Linked DNA regions of Mus musculus: regions 1 and 3 are each linked to region 2. The links are chromatin loops, found by intact Hi-C in ENCODE. Cell type or tissue: heart. All regions are shown on one strand.

What was found. Hi-C counts contacts between places; a loop is a spot of excess contacts. Peaks named below come from ENCODE experiments on the same cell type or tissue, not always from the same donor. Only the 100,000 strongest peaks of a DNase experiment are listed, where the experiment ranks them.
Region 1: a loop joins it to region 2, with 2.9 times the contacts of the local background. A loop is called at or near these places in 3 of 42 quality-filtered maps.
Region 3: it touches region 2 in a loop (2.0-fold over the local background); 5 of 42 quality-filtered maps call a loop at or near these places.

Annotation. Positions count from the first base shown.
Region 1 is chr19:5,766,461-5,774,460 of GRCm38, reverse strand. It overlaps Scyl1 (SCY1-like 1 (S. cerevisiae)), which reads left to right and starts at 3,042. Exons shown (of 17, transcript NM_023912.3): 1 at 3,042-3,241; 2 at 3,598-3,738; 3 at 3,909-4,258; 4 at 4,650-4,740; 5 at 4,837-4,992. The coding sequence starts at 3,131. In heart, no CTCF peak of the experiment used is centred here; DNase peaks (open chromatin) are centred at 3,030, 3,350 and 3,990; H3K4me3 peaks cover 2,105 bases; H3K27ac peaks cover 1,751 bases.
Region 2 is chr19:5,686,599-5,694,598 of GRCm38, reverse strand. It overlaps Pcnx3 (pecanex homolog 3), which reads left to right and starts at 5,691. Exons shown (of 35, transcript NM_144868.3): 1 at 5,691-6,602; 2 at 6,961-7,148; 3 at 7,381-7,480; 4 at 7,933-7,972. The coding sequence starts at 6,450. It overlaps Map3k11 (mitogen-activated protein kinase kinase kinase 11), which reads right to left and starts at 5,468. Exons shown (of 12, transcript NM_022012.3): 1 at 5,333-5,468; 2 at 5,087-5,122; 3 at 3,611-4,910. The coding sequence starts at 4,352. In heart, CTCF peaks have their summits at 4,614 and 5,870; DNase peaks (open chromatin) are centred at 1,778, 2,298, 4,888, 5,668 and 5 weaker places; H3K4me3 peaks cover 7,013 bases; H3K27ac peaks cover 6,721 bases.
Region 3 is chr19:5,844,716-5,852,715 of GRCm38, reverse strand. Frmd8 (FERM domain containing 8) reads left to right here. Exons shown (of 11, transcript NM_026169.4): 11 at 1-1,742. The coding sequence ends at 95. It overlaps Neat1 (nuclear paraspeckle assembly transcript 1 (non-protein coding)), which reads left to right and starts at 7,238. Exons shown (of 1, transcript NR_131212.1): 1 at 7,238-8,000. In heart, CTCF peaks have their summits at 3,439 (motif pointing right), 6,385 and 7,089; DNase peaks (open chromatin) are centred at 2,405, 4,525, 5,985, 7,065 and 7 weaker places; H3K4me3 peaks cover 6,517 bases; H3K27ac peaks cover 7,447 bases.

The DNA of each region.
Region 1 (8,000 bases), 80 kb before region 2:
CCAGGCTGGCCTTGAACTCAGAAATCCATCTGCCTCTGCCTCCCAAGTGCTGGGATTAAAGGTGTGCGCCACCACTGCCCAGCCAGCCTTTTCTTTTAAAAACTATTTATTTTTATGTGCACTGATGTTTTGCCTCCATGTATGTCTGTGTGAGGGTACCAGGCTGTCTGGAACTGGAGCTACAGAGAGTTGTGAGTTGCTATGTGGATGCTAGGAGTTGAGCTTGGGTCCTCTTAAGCCCTGAGTCATCTCTTCAGCTCCTATAGACTTTCCTTTTTTCTTTAAGACTTATTTATTTTTCGTATGTGAGTACACTGTCACTCTCTTCAAACATGCCAAAAGAGGGCATTGGATCCCATTACAGATGACTGTAACCATGTGGTTGCTGGGAATTGAACTTAGGATCTCTGGAAGAGCAGTCAGTGCTCTCAACCACTGAGCCATCTCTCTAGCCCAGACTTTTCCTATGGAAGTATGTATTAGTCAGGGTTTTACTGCTGTGAACAGACACCATGACCAAGGCAAGTCTTATAAAAAAACAACATTTAATTGGGGCAGGCTTACAGGTTCAGAGGTTCAGTCCATTATCATCAAGGTGGGAGCATGGCAGTATCCAGGCAGGCATGGCACAGGAGGAGCTGAGATTTCTATGTCTTCATCCAAAGGCTGCTAGTGGAAGACTGACTTCCAAGCAACTAGGGTGAGGATCTTATACCCACACCCACAATGACACACCCATTCCAACCAGGTCACACCTATTCCAACAAGGCCACACCTTCAGATGGTGCCACTCCCTGGTCCAAGGATATACAAACCATCATTTTCTACTCCCTGGTCCCCATAGACTTGTTCAAAAACATGAGTCTATGGGGGCCATACTTAAACATAGCATAATGCAAAATGCATTTAGTCCAACTTTCAAAGTCCTCATAGTCTATAGCAGTTGCAACAATGTTAAAAGTCCAAAGTTCAAGGTTTCTTCAGAGATTCATTCAATTTAATTAACTGTAATCCCCAAAGCAAGGCAGGAAACCAGCTGGGCAAATTCCAAACTCTGCATCTCCATGGCTGATGTCAAAGCCGTCTTCAGATCTCCACTCCTTTCTCATCTTTGTTGACTGCAACAAACTGCTTTCTCCTGGGCTGGTTCCACTCCCTGTTAGCAGCTTTCCTCAGCATGTATCCCATGGCTCTGGCATCTTTAACATCTTTGAGTCTCCAAGGCAATTTCAATGTTACAGCTTCTTGTTTCAGTGTCTGGGATTCCACTTGATCTTTTGGACTCCTCCTAAGGGCTGGCATCACTTTTCCAGCTCTGCCCTCTGTAGCATTCTAAGCTCAGGTTGATCCACTCCACTATGGCTGCTGTTCTTGGTAATCATCCCATGGTACTGACATCTCCAATACACTGGGGTGTTCCACTCCAACTAGGCTTACCAATAGCCTCAGGCAAACTTTTCAGACAAGGGCAAAAAGTAGCCACATTCTTCACCAAAATACCACAAAACCAGTCTTAATGCCACATTCTGAAAATCTTCTCCTTTGAAATCTCTTGGGCCAGGTCAACACAGTTCAAATCACTCCCAGCAACAAAATCTTTCATATTCCTACTAGGATGACCCATTAAGCCTCATTTAAAGCATTCTACTGCTTTCCAAATCCAAAGTCCCAAAATCCACATTCTTTCAAATAAAAGCATGGTCAGGCCTATCACAGCAATACCCCACTTCTGGTACCAACTTCTGTATTAGTCAGGGTTTTACTGCTGTGAACAGACACCATGACCAAGACAAGTCTTATAAAAAACAACATTTAATTGGGGCTGGCTTACAGGTTCAGAGGTTCAGTCCATTATCATCAAGGTGGGAGCATGGTAGTATCCAGGCAGGCATGGCGCAGGAGGAGCTGAGATTTCTATGTCTTCATCCAAAGGCTGCTAGTGGAAGACTGACTTCCAAGCAACTAGGGTGAGGATCTTATACCCACACCTACAATGACACACCCATTAGGTCACACCTCCAGATTGTGCCACTCCCTGGTCCAAGGATATACAAACCATCACAGAGGTATTTTCTTAATAGGAGTACACTGGGCCAACCATATACAAACTATCACAGGGTATTGGCGCTCCTAAAACTGGAGTTATAGGAGGTTGTGGGCCAACAGAGGGTGCTGAGAGACATTCTGGAAGAAAAGGTTTATTCCTGGCTTTGCCATGTTCCAACTGCCAGCTCAGCTCAGTGACTCAAACATCATTCCCAGCTTCAAGCTCCTGCAGGACTCTGGCCAGCACCCATGTCCACTTTGGACATACTTCTCTAACAACAGTTTCCCAGACCTCTCAGGACATTTGTGTCACCCCTTGCCTATCTCCACCTCAACCCCACTCTCAAGGTCTCAAGTACCTTTATTGTAGTAACTAAATTCCTCGCTGAACCCCAAATCTGCCCATTGCCTGTTGAAGGAGCGTTTGGCTTAAGAGATAACCATTGGAGTTTGGAGAGACCAGGGGTTAAGAGCACTGACTGCTTTTCCAGAGGTCCTGTGTTCAATTCCCAGCAACCACATGGCAGCTCACAACCATCTGTAATGGAATCCGATGCCCTCTTCTGTTGTGTCTGAAGCCAGCTACAGTGTAGTCATATACATAAAATAAATATATCTTAAAAAATGAGAGCAATAACCATTCTCCTCACTACTATTACTTTCCAATCATACTGCCTGCCACTAGTAGCCTTTCTTTTCTATCTCCCCATCTCTTTCCACCCCTGCCCCCCCAGGTTTAGATAGGCCCTATTGTCACGCTCACTTCCTGAACCCCTCCCCTCTTCATTCTACAACGGTTGCACTCACTACTCTCTATCACACTCAATTTTTCTATCTATACAAGGCCACAAGTTGGGAGCATTCAGATGACCATCTTGGCTCACCCTTCCGGTCACGCTCCGCCCTGCCCAGGGAGGTCTGCCTTCAGTCCAGCCTCACTCCCGCAAGGCCCCACCCTAAAGCTCCGCCCCAACTCAAACCCCGCCCATAGACCAGACTGGCTCCGCCCTCGCCCCGCCCCGCCCCGGCTCGGGCGGCCGGAGGACCCGGAGTGGAGGCTCCCGAGCCCGTGGCGGCGGCGACGATGTGGTTCTTTGCCCGGGACCCGGTCCGGGACTTCCCGTTCGAGCTGAGCCCTGAGCCCCCCGAAGGCGGGCCGCCCGGGCCCTGGATCCTGCACCGAGGCCGCAAAAAGGTGAGATACTGCGCTGCTCCGAAGGCCGCGGCCGACCTCGGCCTTTCCTACTATGTATGCCGGCTTCGCTGTGTCGCGCCGGGCCTGACGTGGCGGCGACCGAGAATCCCGGCAACGGGCTGGGGAGCGGGGCGAGCAGTGACGACGTGGCGGGCGGAAGGACCGAGGGACGGACAAGCAAACCGGACGGGGGTCACGTGGGCCTGGCTAGCTCCTTCAGGGCTGTCCTAGGGCGAGACTGGCTGGAGTCCCTTCCCTTCTGTTTTGGAGATGGGCTCGGAGCTGCTGTAGCCCAGGCAGGTTGGAGAGATCACCCGGCCCGTGCCTCTCAGGTTGCTCTGTCTGTCCTCCACCAGGCCACAGGCAGCGCAGTGTCCATCTTCGTGTATGATGTGAAACCGGGAGCTGAAGAGCAGACCCAGGTGGCCAAAGCTGCCTTCAAACGCCTCAAAACTCTCCGACACCCCAACATCCTGGCCTATATCGATGGGTTGGAGGTACCTGTCGCCCGATCTACCCATCTTACTCTCCTCAGGCCCTCACTTTGTACCCAAGTGCTTCAGTAGCTTCAGATTTGGTATCTTCTCCACTGCCTCTTTCCCTGTCACGCCCCTCATCTTCCCTTCCTCTTCTGGCACCGTGCCCTGATACCCCTTTTCTTACTCAGACAGAAAAGTGCCTCCACATCGTGACAGAGGCTGTGACCCCCCTGGGAACATACCTCAAGGCACGAGCAGAAGCAGGTGGCCTGAAGGAGCAGGAGCTGTCATGGGGGTTACACCAGATCGTGAAAGCCCTCAGCTTCCTGGTCAACGACTGCAACCTCATCCACAATAATGTCTGCATGGCCGCTGTGTTTGTGGACAGGGCTGGCGAGTGGAAACTTGGGGGTCTGGACTACATGTACTCGGCACAGGGCAACGGCGGGGGACCACCCAGCAAGGGGATCCCGGAGCTCGAGCAGTATGATCCCCCGGAGCTGGCTGACAGCAGTAGCAGAGCAGTCAGAGAGAAGTGGTGGGTGCCCGAGGTCACCGTACCTTGATCTGCCCGCACTGAGGCTCCTGGACTCTGGCGACCCCTAGACCCGCTGGGAAACCCCTTCCCTTGCTGCCTGCCTGGCAGGGGAAGCAGGATCTCAGGAGGAGGTGGTTGGCTAAGAGGGACAGAGTTTGGGTGTTCGGTGCTTCTGGATTTGAAAGCTGTGTGTTGGAGGCAGGTGTCTGTCCTTCTCTGAGCTTTGGTGTCTTTGTTAAATGGGGCTAATGAAACAAACTCCTTGGGGCGGAGGGCTCAGTTCAGGGACGCAGCCAGGGTCTGGGATGCAGCGGGTGCTTGGGACCTAAAGCAGGTTGGAGGCAGCACTAGCATATTCTAGGGAGCCCTGAACAGCTCTGGGTTACTGCAGGTCAGCAGACATGTGGCGCTTGGGCTGCCTCATCTGGGAAGTTTTCAATGGGTCTCTACCTCGGGCAGCTGCCCTGCGCAACCCTGGGAAGGTAAGTGCCCAGCCTCTGCCTGCCTCCTCTGTCCTAGGCCCTTCTTTCTTGCCACCCACCACTACTCTTTCCTTGACACGGAATCTTCTCTTACAGATCCCCAAATCCCTGGTGACCCATTACTGTGAACTGGTGGGAGCTAACCCAAAAGTACGTCCCAACCCGGCCCGCTTCCTGCAGAACTGCCGGGCACCCGGTGGCTTCATGAGCAACCGCTTTGTTGAGACCAACCTCTTCCTGGAGGAGATTCAGGTGAGCCCCCGTCCACGCTGGGATTCCTTGTCAGGACCTCTCACCTATGTTTTGGCGTCTCACATTTGGATTGTGTGGAGACAAGCATGTAGCTCACTGGCTTACTCCGGTTTGCTTTTTTATATAACTTAGGACCACCTGCCCAAGAGTGGTACTGCTCACAGTGGACTGGATCCTCCCACATCCATCACTAATCATAAAAATGTCCCCAACAGATTTGGCTGTAGGCAATCTGATAGAGACATTTTCTCAGTTGAGACCCTATCTTCCTAGGTGTAGAACTAACCAGCACAGTGGGGAATTGGCTTTCGGATGCCTGAGAGTTGTCAGGTGTTCTGATCTTCAATGTAAGATGGCATAGTATTTGCATATAATTTATATCCTTACATAATTGTGTGTGTGTGTGTGTGTGGTATATATGCATGTGTGAGGATGTGGACTTGCCTATGTGCAAATGTGCAGAGGCCAGAGGAGGGAATCAGGTATCCTGCTCTGTCCCTTGCTGCCTGACCCCCAGTACTTAGGGTTTCACTCAGGCTGGAGGCAGTAATTTCCAGTGATCCTTCTGTCTCCATCTCCATAGCCCTGGGGTTACAGGTGTGTTGAGTTATGCCCAGCTTTTTACATGGGTGCTGGGGATTTGAACTCAGTTCCTCCTTTTTGTACAGCAAGTACTTTTACCCACTGAGCCATTACCCCACCCCCTCCTGTATTCTTTAAGTTATTGGTAGCTAACTTACTAGCACCTTAGGTAGTACACGTCCTGTGTAAATAGTTACTATATCATGATATTTGGGCAAACTATGGCAGGAAAAGGCAGGCTGTACATATGTAGTACCGGCAATGCTTTCTTTCCTGATAATTTTGCTGTCTGGTTGTTGAATCCACACGTTGTGGGGGCGGGTAGTGCGGGCTGCTGTATACAGGTGAGCACACGGCAGGTGTTTGATGACTCCCCTGTCACTCAGCAATGACCTACCAGTCACTTCATACTTGCATTGCTGCTCTGTTCCTCATGGGTGCCACACAGAGTGCTGGGGAGGAAGGAGAGTCAGATCTGCCCTCGAGGACCCAGCACAGAGCAAACAAACAGGTCCCCACCTTTGTGAGCTCTCATTACAGGAGAGAGACAGGAAATATTTCTGAGCAAACCTGTGCTCCCTGGGTTAGTGCTGGGAGGAAAATGTCTGAGGGTCCCTTAGAGAATTGTGCCGGGACCTGAAAGACTCAAGATAGGAGCCATCTGGAAGGTGACTCGGGAAAGATGGTCCCCGGGGACAGAAGAGCACCTCTTGAATCTCAGCGTCCGTGTCAGTGCAAGGGAGTCAACAGCATCCAGCAGCTCTTAGTGACATAGTGACAAAGGGCTGCGGCTCTGCTCTGACCTAGCTGATGGAGGGGACACAGAATCAGGAGCTGGGCAGGACGTGGCAGACCTCAGAGGAGCAGGGTGCATTGTTGGGGTGAATCAGGAAGGCCAGTATCTTATCTTATCTTTTCTTTTCTTTTTTTCTTTTTTTCTCTTCTCTTCTCTTCTTTTTTCTTCTTTCCTTTTTCTTTTCTGTTTTTTTGGTTTTTTTTGAAGCAGGGTATCACTCTGTAGCCCTGGCTATCCTGAGACCCACTATGTAGACCAGGCTGGCCTTGAACTCGAAGAGATTCTCCTGCCTTTGTCTCCCTGAGTATTGGGATTAAAGACATTATTCACCATGCCTGGTAGCAAAGTTTTATATCTTGAAGCAGCAGCTGGGATTCCCAATATCTCCTGGCCAGTGTGGCAGTGTGGGGGTACTGGTTGTTGTTGTTATGTGGAGTTCTCTTCACATGACTGACTCTGCCAGGCTGCCTGTCCCCTGAAAATGTGCCCCATAGAAAATGGGCAGATTCTGGCTAATCTCCAGGAGAATGTGGGAGTGAAGAGAGCCCTCTGTGACTCTCTGGAAGGGTGGCTTGGCTGTGATTCGCTCTCTTTGAACCTTGTCACCTCCCTGCCTCCTTGCTTCCCACATTGGACTACATAGCTCCAAGCCTCCTTGGCATTTTGCACCTCAGCCAGGGTCACTGCTTCTGGGCCAGGCTGTTCCTGAGGGTGGCAGTAAAACGGGACACGGGGCTTTGGGTAATGACTACCCAGATAGTTGATTTTCTTCTTCCCGTGGCAAGGCCTCACTATGCATCCCAGGATGGCCTTGAGTCCTCCATCCTGCCTTGGTCTCCCCAGTGCTTGGAAGGCACGTGCCACCATGTGCCACCGTGACCAGCCGTGGGACCTTTAACTCTCCTTGTCTTCCTTTGTAATGGGCAAGTGACAGCATTGTCCTGCAAAGTCACAGAGGGGTGCTGGTTACTTCTTAGCCGTCTTTACCAAGCTCCCTTTCTGTCTGTGTTTCAGCTTGCCTGTATGTGCTTTCCTACCTTGTAACAGTGCGGAGAGGGCTATTTAAGATACTATGAGTGGATGCTTTAGTTTTCAGTCTGTGCTCAGGGAGTTTGTGTTGTGGGTATTATAGCCTCAGGGTGGTAGTATTAGAAAGACTAATGACTGTCAAGCCTGGTTTGGCCCAGGTCTGGTAGAAGACCATGTGCCTATTTCCTGACTTTTTCTATGGCTCTCCAGAAACTGCACCCTGTGTATCAACCAGGCCAGGGCAAGGAGCCAAGTAAGATCCTTCACTTCGAGCTTCAGTTTCCTCGTGTGGGTTCTTGTGAACAGCAAAGGACACGCAGATGAAGGGGTTTGCTCTCTAGTGGTTGATTACCTTATAGGTTAAGTGACAGGGATACAGCAAAAACAGTCACTAGAAGACTCTAGCTCTATAGCCCAGGCTGGCCTTGATCTTGTGTTGCCTAGGCTGGCCTCCAGCTCTCGGTCTTCCTGCCTTCGCCTCCTTAGTGCTGGCCATGGTGTGGGTGGTCAGACCTGGCTCGCTGGCAGCTTTTATGAGCATTTTCTGGTTGAACGCTCAGAGCGGTGGTAGAGCTGTTATGCCAATTTACACTGAAGAGTC
Region 2 (8,000 bases):
CTACAAATGGAGTTTCAGGAGAGCCAGGGCTACGCAGAGAATCCCTGTCTTGAAACACACACACACACACACACACACACACACACACACACACACACAGAGTGAGCGAGCAAGCAAGAGAATCCATTGAGTGTCTTGTCACTCTGCTGAGGCAGGAGTATGAATCGGAACTTAGGCCAGGGAACGGGGAGGGAAGCCCTTAAAGAGCAAAGATCTCCTCCAGGAGGTCACAGCACTGTGACCATCACAACCTCTCACAGCAGAAGACTTCAGAAGACGTCTACAGCAGGAGTTGGGTGTAAAGAGAGAGGGAGGTGAAGGTTCTGGTCACACTTGGCAGGGGTCACACTTAGCTTTGGTCCAAGTGTGGCTACCAATCTCAGAAAAAGAGAGGCAACATCTTAGCAAAATCTTGCCAGGATAAAAACAGTTCAAGTGAGCAGCAGAGTAGCAGGGGACCACGTCTGAATCCTCAAGGGCCCATCAGTGGTGAGCAGTGCCTTCTGTTTTGAGCATGTGGCAGGCACACCCCCAGCTCTCTTACAGGCTATCAGTCAGGGCTGCAATGGGACAGGATAGGTACTGAGCGTGAGGAAGGGGGGAGGGCATCTATGTGGCCAGGTGAGCCAGGAAGGGCTTCTTGGAGGAGGAATCACACCAGGTTTTATCTTCAAAGGCCTGAAGCCAGAACCCGTTTCCCGGGTGATTTGGCATTAAGGCCTGACCCCTACCCACACCATCCGTTCCCAGGTCCTCTTGTTCGTGACTCTGTTTCCCTCTGAATGCTTCAGTTCTGGTGCTCTTCGAGCGCAGACACAGACGCTGCCACCTCTGGGCTGCCTCCATCCACTCCAGACTCCTGCCCCCTCTTACATGGCAAGACAGCAATGATGCGCTCTACCCACTGTCAACATGCCCTGCGTGGCTCTTCTCTGCCCCCACTCCTGGCAGACTTCCTTCCAGTTTCTCCTAGTTCAGGGAATGGTGTTGACTCCTCCTACTCCTCTTTTGCACTGGGAGTGAGTCTGGCTCCGATAAGGCAAATGTACCTCACAGGTTGTCCAGGAGTCTTAGACCAGTTCAGACATTGAAAAGCCTTTAGCCTGGGCCTGACGTGTGGCAGAACTCTTCTCAATGTCTTTCGGCATAGAGATCCTGTGCTCACGTCTGTCAGAGCCCACTCTTGCTCTCCACCCTTAATCCTAACTTCCGCCCTCCAGCCCCAGGTCAGCCTGCCAAAGGCAGCAGGGACCCGTTGTTAGGCCTGTGCAAGCTCATCTCAGGAGGAACCACAACAGGCTGGGGCAGGATGGGAGAGAGCACAGGTTCTTTCCGGAGCCAGGACCCACCCTCCACTGAGGACTTGCTCCTGCCTCCAGCCTGGTCTCTAGCACACATGGTTGCCCACAGACGGGCAGAGCACATTCTGCATCGTGTTCTTAGGCAGGGAGCCAACCTGCCTCTTTTCTCGTTGTGGAATCTGAATTCTGGTAAGAGGCAGCACTTGGTGTCTCAGGCCTCTATCTGCAGCCATTCTGCTACCTCCGTCTCCGCTCTGGGTTTTGTAGGCACCTCACCTCTGCGTCCTCAGCTTCTCCTCCAGCTTGTTTTGCATCCTGCCTGGGTCCTAAGTTATTGTTGTGATGCTCGATGGAGACCTTGGGCCTGGGAGGTCAGGGGCCACTCAGAAAAGCTGCAGAGCTCAAAGCTTGGGGCAGCTTCCCAGCCGTCTCCTTACTGTCCCCCCACCCCCTCCTGGCCTTTGTCAGGCTAGGGAGTAGCCTGGCCAGCTCACACCTCTTCCGCTTTCCTCTCATGGTCCCTACTTCTCCTTTCTAGGAGGCCTGGGCCAACTTGGGGGGGGTATTCTTTGGGGGCAAATTGGGGGAGGTCAGGTCCAGGCCGGCTGGCTGGTCAGTCCTGTGACTCGTGGGCCTGGAGAATTCCCCCTTCTCTCGAGGCCAGGCCTCCTCACAAGGCCCCCATTGTCCAGGAAAATCATGCCATTGTTTCCTGCCTGATTCCCCCCCACCCCAGCCCAGGGACTCCCCCCACCCCAATCCCACAGACAGCAACTCGGGCCTAGGACTGGGTCTGCAAGGTTGGATGCCAGGCTCAGAGGCTGAGGGCACCTTGCCTGCCCTTCACCAACACCCAGACTCTGAGAGGGAAACAGGGGAACTAGGGCCTGGAGGGGGGCAATCCCTGGCTCCTTCCTCTCCCGAAACCCCTCCACCCCCAGCTCTTTCCTCCCTTGCAGGCAGCTGGGCCAGGGAGGGAACAGAGCTGGAGCTGGGGCAGGAAGCCAGCCCAGGGGCAGCAGGAAACACAGGAAGCGGTGTGGAGGGTGGGGAGCAGGGGCCTGGACTATTGTTCCATTTTTTTCTGGAAGGAGAACGGAGGAAAAACAGAAGACAGGAGCCCCCACCCCCTGGGCCTTCGGGGAATCCCCCTCAGGCTAGTGGAGGGAGCATGTGTGGGGGTCCCTATATGCCTTGGGCCCACCCATTCTGCTCTTAGATGATAGGGGGTGGTCAGCTGACATGGAACTGGGTCCCCTGGCTCTGCTGCTGCTTTCCTTTGGCCCCTGTTTTACAGTAGCTGAGGCCAAGATGCTCAAAATGTCCGTGCTGATGCCCCTAAGAATCTCTGCACTCTCCTGTCACGCAGGACCATGTCCACTACATTTCCTACTGTCCCCAGCCCATGCCCTCTGCTCCAGCAGACCCAGGTCCCGCTGTCTCCACATTGCTGACCTCTGCCTCTGAGCCTGCACTGTGGTCAGGCCCTGCCCAGACACCCACCCAACCAAGTACTTCACTAAGTGCTGCCTGTTTTGGACTGGCTTGAAGCCTGCCCACTTCAGGAAGCTGTCTGAACCTGTCACCAATTTTTCCTGGGCCTATGACAGGCAGCGAATGGGAGTCCGAGATAGTGAGAGATGGAGTCTCCCTTCATATTTGCATCCCTGGCCTGGGGGACCCCTGCTTGCTGGGCATCCTGGGTCAGGGCTTCTGAAGGTCCTTAAGCTGCTCTGGTCTCATTGTTCCCATTCTAGGGAGGCTGAAACTGAGGTTCTGAGGTGAAATAATCGGCCGGAGAACATGTAGGCAGGAAAGAGTGGGATGGAACAGCCTTAGTCTCTGAGCAGGGAGGAGGGTCTTCCCTGCTGAGATCTCTGTCCTGAAGGAGCTGCCTATGGGAGAGGGAGGGAAGCAACACCACGTTTGTAAATCTCGGAAGGGGAAGGCTGGAGGAGCAGCTTCCAGAAGACTTCCCTGAGGTGGTGACCACGGTAAAGCAGGGTGCTGAAGGGCCGCCTGAGAGAGCTCAGTTTTGAAAACTTGTCAAAACTTCAGCTGAAGACTGGGACTAGGGACTCCCAGGACAGAGGCAGAACTCTGCCAGGTTCCGGGGATTCCTGTTTTGGGGGTCACTGATAGGCCACGGGTATTCCCTGGACATCTAATACTCCTCTCAGGAAGGAGCTTGTGAGGCCAGCATCTCCCTAACTAGGCTCAGCTGAGCTAGGAGACGTGTGCACCTGGGCCTCGGCTGGGCCGTGCTCCGAGCCTCCCCGTGCCCATGCTTCATGCCCCTGGAAACTCACTGTTGTTGGACTTCAGGTCTCGGTGTATCACAGGCACCAGAGCCTCACAGTGCAGGTAGTGCATTCCTCGGGCAATCTGCACAGCCCAGTTGACCAGCACATGGGGGGGCACACGCCGACCAGCCAGGGCCCGGCTAAGAGGCCCACCAGCTGCATACTCCATCACCAGGCATAGGTTTGGCTCCTCCAGGCACACAGCTTTGAGGGCAATGATGTTGGGATGGGCCAGCATGGCAAAAAGCCGGGCCTCCTGTCGAACACTCTCAGCTGTTACACTGATGTCCTCATCAGGGTCCTGTCGGGCTGCCTTCACAGCCACCAGCTCCCCTCGCCAGCTGCCACGGTAGACCTTGCCGAAGCCACCGATGCCGATCACCTCCTCCAGTCGCAGCTCCTGGAAGCTGGCCACCTCACAGGGGGGTGGGCCTCCACCCCGAGATACATAGTTGGATGGAAAAATGCCCACCTGGCCACCCACCTGGCCCGCCCACCAGCCCTCATCTCCTGAGATGGCTGCATCCCTGGACAGCACCTCCACACGGTCGCCCTTCCTCAGGGCTAGTTCGTCCTGCCCATTGGGCTCATAGTCGAACAGGGCTGTCCAGACAGGATTGGCATAAGCTGCTGTTGCCTTCGGAGACCCCTCCGGCCGGACTCCACCGGTACCCCCGCCGCCCCCACTGCCACTGCCGTTCCATGACCCCAGCGGGCTCTTGAGGAAGAGGTTCTTCAAGGGCTCCATGGCAGGGAGCCGGCGTTGGAATGTGTGGGGGACCTTCTTCGGGTGCCCGTGGTATCCACCCCCGCTGGCTTGTGAGGCCCTAGAGCCGGAACCTGGGCATCCGGGCCCTGGCCCTCAGCCCCAGACCCACGCCTCTCTGGGGAGCCAGGAGTGTCGCCTCCCGGCCCCCCGCATCTCGGGCTTTTGGAGGAGGGCACCAAGGGCAGTGTGGTCAGGCTGGAGGGGTGGGGCCCACTGGCCTCCGGCGCCTCACCATGGCTGAATTGGAGCAGCAGAGTCCCTCAGTTCCGAAGTAGTCCTGGGAACCTGGCTTCAGCGCCCGCCTACCGTAAGGTGGGGCCTGCCAGGGTCAGCGCCCGGACTCTGGTTGTTGTCTCCAGGCACAAGAGGTAAGAGAAAGTCCCCAGTTGAGCCGAAGCTACCTCTTCTTGGGCTAGTGCCTTGGGCCCCGACAGCTCCGACCCCGGTCCCTTCTTCCTCCTCCCTTTGTACTTTGGCCCCGGGGGCGGGAGGCAGAGGTGGAGGGTGGAGTTTCACTTTTTTCCGCTCTTCTCCCTCCTGCAGGAAACAGCATCAGATGACGTGGGCGGGTTGCACCGCTCCCCTCCCGGAGGCTCCCGGCAGCTGTGCACGGGAGTTCCCGGGGAGGTTGGCCAAGAGAGGTAGAAGGCGGGCCAGGTAGTTCCTCCCGCCTCCCCCGCCCCCAAACACACCGGCACAACTCTAAGCCTTACGTTAGGTGCTCCTCTGCTCACGGTCGAAGTGGATCTCTGCAAAGACAGAGAAGAATCCTTGTGTCTGAATTCTCATCAGCCAAATCACCCTTGTGATTGCCTCAAAACCAAAATCTGGTCTTGGCTACGAAGTTGCAGAGCTCTTTAAGATTCGTTCTTTCCATATATGAAATAACAAGATACCCTGCTTTTCAGTGCTAGAGGGGGATGTGAACAGAGAAGTTTGGGACTTCAAAATCGGCTTACACTTGAAGCTCTTGGAACCATTTAAAATTATCTTCCTTTCACCCGAGAGGCAAAAACCTGAAACTGTCGTTCAGAACTTTGCCCGGGATTAGATTCAGAGTTGAAGGGCCTTCAACAACCTCTTCGTTAGTTCATCACTTGTCCTGTGTCTGTTACTTTAAGAAAGCCTATGTCATCCTGTTCGACTACTCAGGCCTGATCAGGATCACTCTCTGCTTCGGCTAAGCTCTGACCCGGAAGTAGAGGCGTAAGCCAAGCGACAACCATGATTTACGGTCTCGCACTAAGGAGAGGCGGCCCAAGTCGGGGGTGTGACCCGGTAACGCAAACTGGAAGTAGCCGTGAGGAGTCCCATTCTCCAGCTTTTCCCCGCCTCCTGTAACGCATTGGAAAAGCTTTGCGCCAGTCATCAAGTCGTTACCCAATGGCGACTCACCCGGCCGTCCCATATTTTGGTGGCTCTAGAATTTGACTGCGCGCGCGCCTAAGATACCTCTGCATCCCGTCACTTCGCTACTTCTCCGCGCTTGCGCACTTCTGCCGCCAGGTTTTCCTTTTCCGGGTCCCAACAGGTTCTAACGGGCGCATGCGCCAGTGCAGGCTGGCAGCTCGCGGCTCCTTCTTCCGGCCTCCCCTTTGCGCCGGCACCGGTAGAAGCGGGGCGAACGCAGAGCCCCAAGCGAGTGACCTGCGACCCCGGAAGTGGACCTCAGGGTCCCAAGGATTTCTCCGGTCCGGAGCCAAGGGACCTATCACTGGCACTCCGAGAGCACCTATTCCACGCCCACCTCTGGATGCCGCCGACGGGTGCCCAGCCCTTGCCCTGCGCCTGCTTTCAGGCTCGGCGCTTTACAACAGTTCTGGGCCACCGGAGGGGGCCCAGGCCCCGCCTCTGATGCAGTCCCACCCCAGTATCCCGGCCTGATCCGCTGACTGCCTGGGCCGGCCCCGCCCCCTGCCTGTGCCCTCACCCTACCAATCCCCTCCCCCGTCTGGGGGAGGCCATGGCGTGAAATCTAAGTCGGACCCCGGGACCCTCGGGCGCCAGCGGGGCATGGGCCGGGGGCCGCCCCCATGAGGGTCCCGGGAGGAGGGCGTGCGCAGCAGCGGCTGGGCCATGGGGTCTCAGGTGTTGCAGATCCTGCGCCAGGGGGTGTGGGCCTCGCTCACTGGGGGATGGTTCTTCGATCCGCATCAGAGCACCTTCTCCAACTGCTTCCATCTCTATGTCTGGATCTTCTTGCTCATCTTTCCCTTCTTGCTGTACATGGTGAGAGGCTGCCACCACCTGTAACTATGGCGAGAGGGAGTGTAGTCTGGAGGGATGGGCATCTTGAGTCCTGGGGCGTGGAGTGAAGCGAGTCACTGTAGAGTTCACTGTAGAGTTTACTTTGGTTTTATATAGAGGAAAGACCAAGTCTTTTCTGCATGGAGTGACCTTGAGCGCCTCATTTAATCTACCCGGTTAAACAGAGGGCTACCCCTAACAGGGCTCTTTGTACTGTTGCATGAAGGGGTGATGAAGTTTTGTAAACCGATGAATCCTAGTTCTTTACAGTGGTGGCAGGTACACCCTCAAGGGAGCAAGGGTTTTGTGAGAAAGGATCCAACTTAACTGTCATCTCCAGGTCCTGCCCCCCAGCCTGATGGTGGCTGGAGTGTACTGCCTGGTGGTAGCTGTCATCTTTGCTACCATCAAGACTGTGAACTATCGCCTGCATGCCATGTTCGACCAGGGCGAGATTGTGGAGAAACGCAACTCTACCATGGGGGAGCAGGAAGAAGAGGCTGCCCAGGGGGAGAGCAGTCTCCCAAGGTGAGTGGCTGTGGGCTGTGTCAGGGATTGTCCTTTCTCTGTGCTTGGGATTGTGGCTGTGTCTTGGAGGATAGAGAAGGCTGAGGGGACAATGGCTCTAAGTACTTGCTGTAGTCAGGGTTAAAGCAGTCGAAGGGAGTCTTGAGGAGGAAGGGGTGTTACGGATGGCGAGAAGAAACCGTAAAGAGAGCACAGCTGAGAGCTTCTGCTCAGCTCTTCTTCCTGTTTGCAGGGACCCTGGTGTGGAGATGACGGTGTTCCGGAAGGTGAGCTCCACGCCCCCTGTACGCTGCAGTTCCCAGCATTCTGTGTTTGGCTTCAACCAGGTTTCGGTGAGTAGGCTCCCCTCGCCGCTGTCCTGGGAGTCAGCCCCTGGTGTGGGCCTGCTCCCAGCCTGCTCCTGGGAGTCAGCCCCTGGTGTGGGCCTGCTCCCAGCCTGCTCCTCGGAGTCAGCCCCTGGTGTGGGCCTGCTCCCAGCCTGCTCCTGGGAGTCAGCCCCTGGTGTGGGCCTGCTCCCAGCCTGCTCCTGGGAGTCAGCCCCTGGTGTGGGCCTGCTCCCAGCCTGCTCCTCGGAGTCAGCCCCTGGTGTGGGTCTGCTCCCAGCCTGCTCCTGGGAGTCAGCCCCTGGTGTGGGCCTGCTCCCAGCCTGCTCCTGGGAGTCAGCCCCTGGTGTGGGCCTGCTCCCAGCCTGCTCCTCGGAGTCAGCCCCTGGTGTGGGCCTGCTCCCAGCCTGCTCCTCGCTCGCCCCGCTTGTTTATTCGTTCTCTCTCCCCTGTCTTATCAGGAGTTGCTGCCCCGGATGGAGGATTCTGGGCCCCTCAGAGGTAGGTGGCTGCTGTTCTGGGCTGGGTG
Region 3 (8,000 bases), 160 kb before region 2:
AGCGAACCACCTCCTTCTTCAGCCGACAGCTCTCCTCCAGCCAGGGAAGCTACACCGTGGTGCAGCCCACCGACGACAGCCTGGAGCAGAGCTGAGGGAAGCCACGGCCAGCAGCAGGAGGACATCTGGGTGCCCTAGACACAACCAGGCACAGCCCTAGGCAGGGCCAGGCCACACTCGTCTCAGATGCTGTGGGCCTGGGTGGGGTGCTGTGCAGGGTCTGCTGGAGTTTCAGACCATGGAAAACTGACATCCAAGCCTTCCCTGAGCCTGGTGTGGGTAGAGCTGTGCTCCAGCCCTTTCTACAGCCTGCCTCTTCCTCTGCTCCAGGCTGGCAGCTGACAAACCCTGCTGCCCTCCTGCTCTTCCCCAAGTGCACTGGTCTTCCCTCTGGAGGGACTGCTGGCGGTTCCGATGGCAGGTGACTGAAGGCAGAGCTTGGGACCTGCAAGTTCAGTGTTTGCCTTCGGTCATGGGCCCTTGGTGACTTTATCTTGCATTCCTTCTGCTGACATTCCACCATGCTGGCCGGCCAGGCTGCCACCTTTTCCCCTAAGTTATGTTGGAACTGGAGGGCACCTCTGCAGGCTAACCCCTTTCTTGTTGGCCTTTACTGATGTCTCTGTGCTGAATGGTGGCTCTCCTAGGAACCGGTTCCATGCTGCACATAGGAAAAGCCCTTACATGTCCCTGGGCTGGATTGGCTGTCCCATACCAACCAGTTCCTTTGTTTTCCTGTGATCTGGGTTTAAGGGTTAGATTTTGCCTTGTCTCCTGTGCTCTGAGCTGATAAAGCCTGGGGCGTGGCAACTCCGAATTGCACTGCACTGTGGGATTCCCTGAGGCCAGCCACAGCGGCTCAAGCCACCTCTCTCCGAAGGACATCGCAAAGGCCTATCTGTCCCCAGCTCTGCACCCCTGGCAGCCTTGACTGCTCCTGGGAAGAGCTAGTTCTGGGAGTGGAGCTGTCCTGGCCCTTAAGCCCTTTGTACTCCCTGGGAATCCCCACTGGATCCCAGAGACATAGCTTAGCTTTGTCTTCTTGGTGGAAAGCCACAGAAATGGAAACCATCATCTCTGAAAATGAAACCAGTTTGCCTGCCAGTGAGCTCCAGAAGTTTTGGCAGCAGAGAGAAAGAAAAGGCTGACCTCACTATAAGGCATTGTCTGTAAGATGATGTCACCTGCCACTGTAGTTAACCCTTTAGGAGCCTTGTGTGTTCCCTGAGCTACCAGCCCACTCTTGGCAACCTTTAGGTCATCTTGACTGCTGTTGATGGCTTCAGATCATTATGTGAGGGGCCCAGATGCGTGTGCACAGGTACACAAACTCTACATTTCCATTTGAGCCTTTGAGTTTTTTAATTACCACATGTGCCTTAACCCTCTAGGACAGAGCACTGTTTTACTAAATAAATGTCTTGAGTGTTCCCAGTCTTTCCTATCACTGGACTTAATAAAATCATCACCTAGCACACTTTGGAATGGTTATAATATGGAATAGCCAGAGTATGGTAACCACACGTGTCCTGTGTGCCCATGGTATAGCCTCAGGTCTTCACCCCAGTAAAATCTCATCTGGTAGCTCCTGGGGACCGGTCTCCAGGTCTCCATAGGAACCAGGTCTGGGAAGACTTGGGCTCACTTCTGTCTGGGAGGAACCTGTACTTCCCCCACTGCAAGCTGTGGCAGCAGCGATGTTTGGAGCTTTGGCCCTATGGAATAAAGACCAGAGGTTGCAGGTTCAGTCTCACTGTTTTCAGAGGAAGGGAGCCACATGTCTTTTTCATTATTTAAGATTTATTTATTTACTTCATATATGTGAGTACACTGTCCCTGTCTTTAGACACACCAGAAGAGGGCATCGGTTCTATTACAGATGGTTGTGAGCCACCATGAGGTTGCTGGGAATTGAATCCAGGACCTCTGGAAGAGCAGCCAGTGCACTGAGCCATCTCTCCAGCTCCTGTCCCTTACTTTTGAGATGGGGGTCTCGATAAGTTACCAATACTCGCCTTAAACCCTTGGTTCTGTCAGCCTCCTGAGTTCTGGGGTGATAGCTTTAAGGTAACTGGAACCGAGAGGCCATGAGGAAAGCCTGAGTTTGACCTGGATGGAGCCTTGCAAACCAGAGCAGCCTGGACCCGAGGGAAGAGTAAATCTCAGGGCAGATTCTCACTACCCGTCCTTGTCCCTGACTGGGAAGCCCTTCAGAAGTCTCTGGCACTCCACCCAGTCCAGGACTGTACCTGGGTTCAGATCCTTCCCCCCACCCCCAAGTCCAGTGCCTAGGGGTGGAGAGTCATTTCTGAGCCTGCAGAACAGCAGGTCCAGCTGTGACCAGCAGGGGGCAGCTGAGCCCTCTCTTTCTGTTGGGCTGCAGGCATCGTGAGTCAGCACTTGAGGCCCGGCCCAGCCCAGTTGTGGCGCCTGGAACGGAATGTACCTCCAGGGACAGAAGCCCTACTCAAGAACATGCACTCTTGATGGCCAGAACCTTCCCCGTGCCCCTGGGTTCCAGGTATATGAGAACCCCAGGATCCAGGACCATGAAATGGATTCTGCTTTGGAAACTGTTTGTTTTTCTGTAAAATGTCAACTCAGTCCCAATGTTCAAAGCCAGGAGGACTGTTTGGGGAAATCCAGAGGTGGGCAGGGCTTGAGGACAGTCACCTCATGTGTTCCACCCGGTTCCCACGGAAGCTGCTGTCTCAGCCCCTGGCCTTGCACTGCGCACCTTCCTCTTCCCAGCTGCCCTCATTCCCCACTCACCGAGCCCTCACCTAGTCTTCTGTCCTTTTAATGCCTGGGAGCAAGCCCAGGGCCCCGTGACTGCTGCATAAGCACCCTAGTACTAGAGAACCCGTTGACCCTCCCCCTTAACAAAAACAGGGGTTCTCCTTGTAGCCCCTGCTGTCTTAGAACTTGTTCTGCAGACCAGGCTGGCTTCAAACTCACAGAGATTTGCCTGCCTCTGTCTCCTGAGTGCTGGGATTAAATACCTCGGAGCTTGGTCCCAGTTTAAATTATTTTACATAAATACGATTTACAACAGAAAGACTAAAGAGGTCTCTAAGACCTCTCGGTTTCCTGCCACCTGCCAGGTCACAGGCATTTGGGTGGTTTCAGTAATGGTCACAGACACCCTAAGCCAATGAGCACGGCCCTCCTATACAAGGTCAAGATCAGCAAGGGGGTGTCACGCCACCCACTGTGCAGCTGGCAGAAGCCGGGCCAACCTCTGTGATTGCTCAAGGATGGCACTCAGACCAAAGCCAGGTTGTAGAAGGCTCAAGGACAGCCTAGTGAGCCCGTGTGGAGCAAGCTGGGGTCCCTGTGGTGGCAAGCAGGTCCTAGCCTGAGGATGTTCTCATTGAAGAGTGACCTGTGTGCTGGTCCCAGAGGAGGGGGAAGGGAAATACGACACCAGCAGATGGCCCTACAGGAACTGGTTCCTAGGGGGGAGGCTGGGAAAGGACATGCAATTCAAGGACTATAGGAAGCAGGGCCGTTTGTGAGCAAGCACCAGAGGGGTCATGGAGGTTACTGAACCCCCAGGGTAAACGAAGCCTGTCTGCTGGGCTACAGTTCCTACCTCCTGCCAGAGCACCTCTGGGCACAGAGAACTGGGGGCTGAGAAAAGAGGAAATGGTGTCAGAAAGGTGAGCTCAGGGAAAGGTCCGGGAAGGGGAGGGACAAAGAAGCCGGGAATCCAAGACCCTAGGGCCAGGGCCAGGCTAAGTGCTCAGCAAAGTACGGGGATAAATCAGAAACACAGCCCTGGGAGCTTTGGATGGGGGCTGATACCATCTCTGTTGCATTCTGCAAGTCACGGCCTGAAGTCTGGCTGAAGTTCTTCACACGCCCAGGACACCAGCCAAAGGCTTCTGAGACAAGAAGCACACAGAGCCCACCTAATGCCCAGGAAAGGCAGGGGTCCACACCTGAGCACCCTCCTGCTGTCTGAGGACACCCCCTCAAATCCCTTCTGCTTACATCTGGTCCTCAGAGCACCCTCCGACCCGCCGCCGCCGCCACCACCCCAGTCCTCGGGCTCACATGCACTGCAGCAGAGCTGAGCTCCTTGTTTGAGTCAGTCCACAAATATTTACCAAGAGCCCGCAGGATTCAGAGTGACCTTTAGAAAATATAAGCTGAAGTCATCCACGCTGGTGCCCACGTCTTGCCAGAGCTGTGGGCTCAGAGATCTAGGACACACTAGACAGAAACCCTGCCCCCACAAATCAAGTTGGGGGAGGGATGGGACAGACTGACTTATTGCTAGAGCTCCCTTGAGAGGTGACTTTGCAGCCCTGGCCTACAAGAGCTTATGATTGTAGGGAGACAGGGAGCCACTGGGTGAGATCTGTTTTCATAAAAAGAGTTCACTTCCAGATTTTTGCAACAGTGGGGGAAGGGTGAGAGATGGGCCCCTTCCCACCAGAAGAGCCTGGCAAATTTGGGGCAGGGCTTCTTTATCGGTTCCAGCTCCTGCCAGGGCAGTGAGTGCGGATGGGAAGGCTTCCTGCCAATGCGCAGTGACTGTGCAGTTTCCTGACCCGCATGTCTCAGGGCTCAGTGTGAAGGAGCCCGGGCAGAGGGGCCTCTGGCACCAGGAGAAGCACAAGGGAACCTAAAAACACTACAGCCTAGAAACTGGATCCATGGAGGATGGGGGCTGGAGTTCCAGAATATTCTCTTGTGGTAGCAATACTGGCATGGCCCTGCCTTTAGGGCACTTCGTCCCTTCTCTCTATTCCAAGAGATTTTGTAGGAAATTCTGAGTCTGCCTGGGTCTGGAAACAACAGGGCTGAGCTGACTTCCAAAGAAGATGAGGCCAGTGGGGGGCTGCCAGGTCCCTGAGAAAGAAATTGGAGCGTGCTCCCCCTTTAATCGGACATCACAAAGAGAACCCCATTTTGCTCTTTGCCCTCCATCCCAGAATCCCATAGCTGGGAAGGGGCATGCCTTAGAAACCAGGCAGGCTCCTCTGGCTGTCACCCCTCAGCCCCACCCACAGACCTGTTTACCACAATCTCCTGGAACAGCTTTTTTGATTGGGGGAGTTGCTGCTCTGCCCTAGTCCTTCAGTGGGATGGAGGTCCTCTGTGTGAAGGAAGAAACTCTGGGTATGTCCACCAGCGAAGGGTGGGCACAGCCTCGGCCCTAAGGCCTCCTCACCTCTCCCCTCAAATACATTGTTTCCAAAGAAAACTGTCCTTGAAGGCCAGGAGCCTCTGACACTGCCATCTTGCCCTTGAGAACTGGAGACAGTCCCTGGGCTGCTGCAGACTTGTGAGCACACAAATGCTTCATCTGTGCGTGACCAGGCGACCTAGCTTTACACAGCCCTAGGCTTGGTGTGTTACCAATTAACCCTGTTCCTACTAATTCAAAAAAAAAAAAGTCTCAAAAGCTGTTCCTGGGACTGAAGAATAATATGAAGGGAAATTGAAGGTGGTTGAACAATTGCCTAAGCACCTCAAAGTCAGAAAAGACTGACTCCACAGGCTAGGCCCGCCACAGGGAGCCCCTCCCTCCCTCCTGCTTTCATAGCCGCCTCCTGGCATTCTAGAACATTTTAACAAGCAACTCCCTGTTCTTGCAGGCAGTCACCGCCACCCACCACCGACACTTGGAACTGATGCCAGGCGGACATAGTGGTAATGTAATCCCAGCACTAAAAAGGTTGAGGCAGGAGGATGAGCCAAGAAGTACAGGCCAGTATGAGACAAAATGAGACCCTTTCTGGAATTAAAAAGAAAGAAAGATAAATAAAAGGCTGATTAGGTTAGCCCTTGGAGAAGGGTGAGGCGCAGGAATCTACGTGGCATAAGAACCGGTGAGCAAGCCAGCACTTGCCACATAATCACCCTCTGTGCTGGTCACATGAGAGAGAGAGTCACCAGTTTTCCGGGAACGGGAGGGTGCAGTCTAGGCCGGGCCTTGCTTGCAGATTCCATATGCTAGAGGCCGGAAAACAACCCCCTCCTTCCCTCCTCCGGGTTGCTAAGGGAGCCTGTTGTCACTGGGTGGTTTTGTTTGTAGAGTGGGTGTCGAGCCTGGGAGGAGACTTCCGGGCAGTTAATTCTGCCAGCTGCCTTTTTCATTCTGCGTGCTTGAACCAGCTTTTTTATTTTGGGGAGTATGGGGGGGGGGGGATGTGGAGGCAGGTGGCAGAAGAGCTGAGTAGATGCTTCATGGCGGGGTGGGGTGGGGGTGGGGGGTTGTCAGACTGTCCGAGCTCCTCACTGACATGGGCGGTGACAATTCCCCTTTTCAAAACCCTCACTAAGCCCTTGTTTGTGGACAACGTTTGCTTTTGGACCTGTGCTGGACCCCACCCCAAGTAGACAGCCAGCCTGGCTCCCCCAGTGGTCATTAAACCCACGCCTTGAACTCCACCATACACTGTCGCAGAGAAATGCAGCTTAAAAATATTTTTTCTCACTATACCACACCCAAAAGCAAAAATGTTTTCTAAAATCACTTAACTGTACTGGGCGCTCTTCAACCATAAACATTACATACACACATTCATTCTATATGCATGTGTACCATACAAAAGTCTTGCTTTATCATAGCTTGCAACCACCTTTCCCGCAATTTAATTAACCTTAGACGCAATTAAGCATTCCACCCAAGCTGCTGGGATAGTTCTTCCCCACCCCCACCCTGCTGCTGCCCGCACTGACGTCACCCTGCGAGCAGGCGGCGGCAACGCCCGAGAAGTCACGCGCCCGGTCCCGCCCCAACCCCCCCACCCCTACCGCCTGACGCGCCACCGCAGAGATCCCTCCGCCACCGAGTGGAATTTTCCAGGCTTTCTGCCGGCCCTACTTTCGGACCTCGTCGGGGCGTGGTGACCTGAGGCGACCCGTGTACTTTTCCTTCAGCGCTGACATTCGGTGTGACCCTCTTCCCCAACAGCTGACCCTACCCTTCAGCAGCAAAGGGGACTTACTTATCCCCGGTGGTGTTCACCGCCCAAATATCATCTTTGGATATGCCCTTCATCCTGTGACGCACCGCTAGGAGCAGAAAAGGATCATTGAGCAATCTGAGGGAGTGGCGGTTGACGGAGGCCATGACCCGCCCCTCGTGGGCTCCTTTGGCTCTGTGGCTAGGTCGGGGAGGAACTTTTTTTTAAGTGCCCGTGGAGGAATCGTTCCGTTTAGCAGTGTTTGGGTGACGCGACACAAGAGTATAAAAGCAAAAGTTGTAACCTCCACCTGTAGGAGTTAGTGACAAGGAGGGCTCGCTCTTGGGGCTAGTGGTGGGGAGGCAGTGGCCAGTTCAGGGCTCAGATGAGAGAGGTGGCAGAATTAGAGGCAGCCACTAGGATGGGGGTGCGAGGAGAAGCGGGGCTAAGTATAAAGGAGACTAGATTTTGGGACAGTGGACGTGTGGAAGGCAGCTTCCAAAGCGCCTTTAACAATCCACAAAGAACCAGCAGCTTTCAAGACCAGGCTATCCCTGCTGTCTGCTGGCACTTGACGTCCAGGAGGGCACAAGTTTCACAGGCCTACATGGGGGCAGTGTCCTAACTTGAGTGGCAGAGCAGCAGTTGATGGAGACGGGTGGACTGGGGGCCCTTGAAGGCCCCGGAAATCATAGAGGACAGGCAGTGGGGCAGGACTAGGTGCGTAGTGGAGGTCGCCTTTGATCTTGACAAAACCAGCAGACCCCTTTTTTTCCAGATAAGGGGTTGTGAACCCACCTGGGGATGAGGCCTGGTCTTATGGAAGGTGGACTTAGCTTCGCTGGGCGGACAGCTCTGGCCCAGGGTGGTATGTAATTTGGGTGTGGCCTGTCTGCACCCACTTCGGGGTGCGAGGGGAGGCCGGAGGAGGCTGCAGAGACAAGTTGTTTTTACTGTCAGGTCTGCCAGGCGGGGACCATGGAGATTGAAGGCGCAAGTCTTGGGGCCACATTAATCACAACTTTATTTTTCAGATAGCAGTGCCCTCTCTGGACTTTGCCTAGGTTCCGTGCTTCC